Regions from separate parts of the Mus musculus genome. Here region 2 is linked to region 1. The links are chromatin loops, found by intact Hi-C in ENCODE. Cell type or tissue: gastrocnemius. All regions are shown on one strand. Each heading gives the region's core, and the rest is flanking DNA. Links, peaks and the distances in the headings are about the cores only. Region 1 holds the start of Fam53a (family with sequence similarity 53, member A). Region 2 holds the start of Depdc5 (DEP domain containing 5).

Evidence for each region. Peaks named below come from ENCODE experiments on the same cell type or tissue, not always from the same donor. Only the 100,000 strongest peaks of a DNase experiment are listed, where the experiment ranks them.
Region 2: a loop joins it to region 1, with 4 times the contacts of the local background. A loop is called at or near these places in 2 of 42 quality-filtered maps.

The regions. Positions count from the first base shown.
Region 1 is chr5:33,628,020-33,630,925 of GRCm38, forward strand. Fam53a (family with sequence similarity 53, member A) reads right to left here and starts at 1,616. Exons shown (of 6, transcript NM_178390.3): 1 at 1,318-1,616; 2 at 834-958. It also overlaps Gm9903. In gastrocnemius, for the core only: a CTCF peak has its summit at 1,757; DNase peaks (open chromatin) are centred at 1,754 and 2,245; H3K4me3 peaks cover 2,476 bases; H3K27ac peaks cover 2,500 bases.
Region 2 is chr5:32,862,353-32,865,258 of GRCm38, forward strand. Depdc5 (DEP domain containing 5) reads left to right here and starts at 1,369. Exons shown (of 43, transcript NM_001170567.1): 1 at 1,369-1,469; 2 at 2,225-2,347. The coding sequence starts at 2,290. In gastrocnemius, for the core only: no CTCF peak of the experiment used is centred there; a DNase peak (open chromatin) is centred at 1,331; H3K4me3 peaks cover 1,547 bases; H3K27ac peaks cover 1,360 bases.

The sequences.
Region 1 (2,906 bases), core at 289-2,788:
TTTAAAAAGGAAAAAAAAAAAAAGGATTGTTCAGCATCTTCTGTCTCAAGAGTAGCAACTAAAATTCTCTCTTTTACGGTTGCCAAATCCAACCTAGGGGAAGATCTGAAAGGCCATGTGACTTGGTATGGCTCCAGTCCAAGCCACAAGCTCACACACCAGAGGAAAAAGTTCCAGAACCAAGATCTAAGCTCCAGGGACAGCAAGCAGAATCATTTATCAGGCCATGAGAAGGGACCGGGCTTGCTATGCTCACTAAACAAAGAGACGTAAAGAGGAGAACAGGTGCCAGAGGAGTCATCAGAAAGAACGACCAACCACTAACCAAAACAGCAAAGTCCATCTACTCTTCCTAATCAATTTCAATTTCCACCTTGGCGTAATATTCAGAATTTGGAAAAACTATCCTCGGTCCTACCTTGTTCTGAGATGCTGAACTTCCCTTCCAAGACCCACTTTCCTAAGATGACCAAATATGTATTTGAAGCAGCAGCATCAGTGAGCACAAGTCAAATTTCTTAATGTAAAAACTAAAGTACACCTTTCAAGTCAAACTAGTCCATCTTCAAAATTCTCAGAGCTGAAACATCATTATAAACTTAAGTAGTGGGGCTGGAGGGTTAGAATAAGCTTAGATTCATACTTAAAGATATATCTAATGATTAAATACCTTGAAGTGCAAAAAATTAAAGTGATTTTAATTTGGAGTGATAGATCACAGATCTGTAATTAAGACTAATGTACAAAGGCAATAGCATTCGGAGCGGTAAAATACATTGTGAACATCGCACATCCCATCCTCCACACAGGAAGTCTTAAAGGGACTTACACACCCTCAGTCTACGCAGGAAAGTGGCTTCGGAATAGACTTCCAAGTCACCTTCCACAGGTCGTTGGGGAGGATCTGCTCTTGGGATTCCCTTAAGGGACCATCATATCTCGTCAAACTTCCTGCTTCCTGAATACAAAATAACAATCACTGAGTCTCAACAACAGCGGGTTCACGGGCCCACGGACTCAGCATGGCGACAACAGGTCTCAAAGTCGACATGAAAAGTGATTCAACAAGTGGCAGCGCGCCCCAGGCGCAGCGGGCAGGCCTTACCGCCTGGCGTGCAGGAGCGCGCACAACAGAATGCTTGGGGCCTGGCCTAATTGGAGGGGTCCCCGGACTCGCCACGAGTTCGGGGAGCTGGGGCCCAGGGGACTCTAGGGAGCTGGGGCCCAGGGTTCTTTCAGATGCTGGGTCCCCGAGGACCTTAGGATGTCGGGGACACGGGACACGAGGACAGTGCTGGGCCCGGGGCGCGCGGGGACCTTAAGGTGCTGAGACGCCGGCTGGCCCTAGAGGGTGTTCCGCGCGCTGTGCCGATGCACCCGGCTCTCGACGTGCGGCTGCGCGGCGCCGGCCGACGTACGGAGACTCCGGGATCGCAGCGCAAGGACACGGCGTTGCGGTGGCTGGAGCTCTTAGCGATGAGCAGGCGAACGACGGCGCAGAGCACTCTCCGCGAGGCGAGTGAGCACCGAGCTCCGTAGCTGGGGCAGGGCGCCGGCCGCGCAGGCCGCGCTCCGCGCATGGGGACGGTGAGCCTCAGTCACCGCGGAACAAAACCGCAGCCGACGCCCCGCCCCCTCCGGACGCCCTCATTGGTCGCCGCGCCGCTACCACCGCCCCGAGCCGTCAGCCGTCCGCTCGCGCACCCGCCCGCGGAAGCCGCCGCAAGCAATCAACCCTCAGCCGCACCGCTAGGCGGGCGACGTCACTGCCCGGCGTGTTGTGGGTGTGGCCTCGTGACGCCCCGCCCCCGTTTCCTCTCACTTCCCTCCTACGGGTACCGTGCGCCGCTGCTGGCCCCGCCCCCCTGTGCGAGCTGGCCCGCGCCGGGTGTGACGTTAACCTTCGGGTGTCCGCGGGGCATCGAAGGCCGGTAGTGGTACCTATAGGCTCCCGGATTCCAAAGTCCGATGTGACCACCTTCATCTCCCTGCCTTTTTTCTTTTTCTTTCTTTCTTTTATAGCAAAATCTCAGTATGAAGCTCGGACTGTAGACAAGGATGGCTTCGAACTCCTAGAGATCCTTCTGCCTCTGTCTTCCGAGCCCTGGAATTAAAGACAGGCGCCACCAATGCCCAGCTTCTCCTGTCCTTTGCTGGTAATGTGCCTTTGGGCAGGACCCTTCCCTTTGGGAGTCTCATTTCTGGACCTACCGTGTGACTGGAAGGCACTTTTGTGCATTGGGTACCGGTGCTGTGAAGGAAAGCTGCTCTGCAGGTGGGTGTGACTGGGGTGGAGCACTTCTCAGGGTGCTAGAGGCCAGGCGCAGCAAAATGAAACCGCCTGCCGACTTGGCTAGGAATAGGCTGCAATTTCACAAGCCTGTAATCCCTAGACAACCTTGTTCCCAAACAACAAAAAGTAATTTTAAAAAATGTTGCAGGGTTAGGTACAGCTACTTGATGTAGAAAATGGAATAGTTCTCATCTGGAATAAGACCTAAAAAGGAAGACATTAGAAAGCCACTGGGTATTCCTGGGGCACACCAGAAGTCTGGGCCCTGGCCACCACGTTATGGGTCTGGTAAATCCAGTTCTGTACAGGCTCAGAGGCCCAGCCAAGGGAGGCCAAGATCAACTAGAATGAGTGCCCTCACCTGCTGCATCACCTGCGACAGACCTTTCATTTCCTCCTCCAGGTTTCTTGAGGACAGGGGACTTGCGACCTGGATCACAGCAGGCAGGAGCCAGATAAGGACTGAGACATCTGGCAGGCACCTGTGCCTAAGAGGAACTCTGCCCAGAACAGTCCTCAACCACACTCTCCCTGGGCAGATCTGGACCAATGGTGGCCTTCTCAAATCACCACGGTCACCTTGTGTTTCCCAAGCCCTGCAGCTGATTAAGTT
Region 2 (2,906 bases), core at 183-2,682, 770 kb before region 1:
TTGCTAACAGGGTGGAGGGTGTAGCTGACTGAACTAGCAAGTGGGTCTCATAGCACTCACAGGACAGATTCCCCTGTGTATAGATAGCATCTTGCTATTTGTCTCTGCTCTTTAAGTCATTTAGGATGTGGTGCAGACTCTGAGATCCTCCAATGGACAAGAGAATCTACCTTTCCCACCTCCATTTTTTGAGACATGAGGAATAATTCATCTTTAGATAAGGAGGTTTTTGGCTTTGTTTGTTTGTTTTGGCCTACAAGGTGGGAACAGGTCAGGCCTTCTAGCAGGTTCTTCTTCCCATGAATCCTTACTCTGTAATGAGGCTAACACACAACTTACAGTTTTGTTTTGTTTTTGTTTTTTTGGTTTTTTTTTTTTTTTTTTTTTTTTTTGGTTTTCTGAGATAGGGTTTCTCTGTGTAGCCCTGGCTGTTCTGGAACTCACTTTGTAGACCAGGCTGTCCTCGAACTCAGAAATCCGCCTGCCTCTGCCTCCTGAGTGCTGGGATTAAAGGCGTGTGCCACCACGCAATTTACTCTGGTTGGATGATTTATGCCCCATCTAAGGAAACTACTGGGCCTTCTGCCATGCGAGCCTATTGTAGATTTAACCCATTGTACTCGGGCATTCAATGTTTTGAATATTTTTTTTAATCAAACAAACTTTAAGTTTACTGTACACTTGTTTTGACTTATGTACATTAGGTTTAATTTTGACAACAAAAGAGTATATAATGGGTAATGTAAATTGGTTTCTCCTTCCAAGCTTGTCTCTGTACATGTTACATTTGTACTTATCATTAACTTGTACTTCTTAATTATATTTAACAGTTTTCAATAAGTTAGTAACTCGCTCATGAATTATACACACCCCCGTTTTCTTGCTACATAGCCCAAGAACTCTAGGGAATGTTCAGCACTCTTGTCTCTACAGAACCTGGATTAGGAGGGGGAGCCACCACCCGCAGAGACTTTTGCACTTCTCAATAGCCCTCTGGACCAGGTTTAGTTATTAACTTCGTCAAACACATGGAAACAGCTCCGCGAGGTAAGAGTCGACTCTCTCGAGTTTCTCCTATTACGAAATCACTTCGCTCTTCTGAAACGAAGGTCTTGGCTGTGGCTCTATTTTCAAATTTTCCATGCAAAGCGGGCAGCCCTGTAGACGGTGGCGGGAAACGCCAACGGGAACTCGGTTTGAAGTCGGACTCAACGCCACGCCCCCAGCCTCCCCCCCGCCCCGCCCCCCCCACCTCCCCGCAGCCCCGGAGGAGGAAGTGGCGCGGCCACCGAGACGAGGCGGAGGCTGGGCTAGAGCGGCCAAGCCGGCTGAGCAGGGACTGGCGAGGGGCGGGGACTCGGGGCGGAGCCTCGGGAGCGGCGCGGGCTCAGGTGAGCGCTCTTCGGTGGTGCTGTCTGTCTGGTTCCTAGAGCCCTGGTGCGGAAGCTGCGCGAACTGTGGGGGCTCAGGTGGGATATCCTGAGGAGGTCCTGGGGAGATCTGTCCGGAATCTGGCCTCGGGCCGGGCCTGAGGCGCGCAGGGGCTCTGGAAGTGGGGGGGTTGGGGGGGGGAGTCGAGCGCCAACCTCGGGCTGAGACTTGAGGGGCTTGAAGGAAGGGTCCCTGAGCCAGGTTCGAGGCCCGACTCTTCTTGCAGTTCCCCGTGTGACCTTGGACCAGTCTTTCTCTCACCAAGCTTCCCGGACCGCAGCGGTGAAATGGAGGCAGGACGGTCCGCTGAGAGTTGGTACCAGTAGAGGGGTCGGCAAGGAAACCGCAGCCTTCCTCAGTTCTCTTTTCCCCAGGACATTGTTAGTGGACCGCGAGTCATGGGAGTGCATAACAGTTCGAGTGACCTTGGGCGAATCCCTTGTTTTGACGTTCCTCTACTTATGTGATGGACTAACCTCTTCGAATATCCCTGTACTATTTTGGTGTTCCTGATGCAGACAAAAACAAGGTAGTGCCCCTCTCACCACAAGCCTCCCTTTTAGGTATGCGGTAGAGAAAATAGCTTTAGAGGATGGACGAGATCTGAGCCCAAGTTCCCTTTAATTTTTAAAGCACACTTCTATTTGTTTGTCTCTCTTGGTAATTGGAGGAGCGATATAATGCAAGGGTTGGCACGCCTTTCAGCCGAACAACCACCAGTACCTTCAAGGTCTAAAATTAAAGAGCAAATTTAGGAAGCCTGACATCCTCGATGTTTTTATTTGTGTTTCAGTAGCAGGAAAGCAAGATGACTTCCCTGCTCCAAGATTGGAACAGCTGAAGAAATCACAAGACAAAATGAGAACCACAAAGGTCTACAAACTTGTCATCCACAAGAAGGGCTTTGGGGGCAGTGGTCAGTATTGATTGATATTTGGGGATTGTGTAAGTTGGCTGAAGTTATGATGTGCCTTAAAAATTACCCATATCACAAGGGAGACTGGACAGGTAAGAGTGGAGCAGTATCAGAGATCAGGGATGGTTGGAAATGAGAGCACAGGATCTTTTTGAAAAGCATTCTTCACATTCAGAGTTTGTTGGGTTGTATTTTGAATCCAGGTTTTACCATGTTTCCAAGGCTCATTTAGAACTCATTGTGTAGCCCAAGCTGGCTTTGAACCCATTATCCTCCTGCCTGTGTATCTGGAAATACTCTACCACACCTGAGTTAATTTTCCTCCTGCTTTTGTTTGTTTTGTTTTTGTTTTTCTTCTGTGTAGTGAGTGCTTGGCCACAAGTTTACTAGAAAAGGACTCTATGGACTGCATCCAAGTCCTTCCTCCTGGTTTTTTTTTTTTTTTTTTTTTTTTAATGTTCTTTACTTCAGAAATCAGAATTACTGACAAAGTGAGCTGGTTTGGTTTGGTTTTTGAGACAGAGTCTTAGAGCTCATACTGGCTTTGAACTCAGTATGC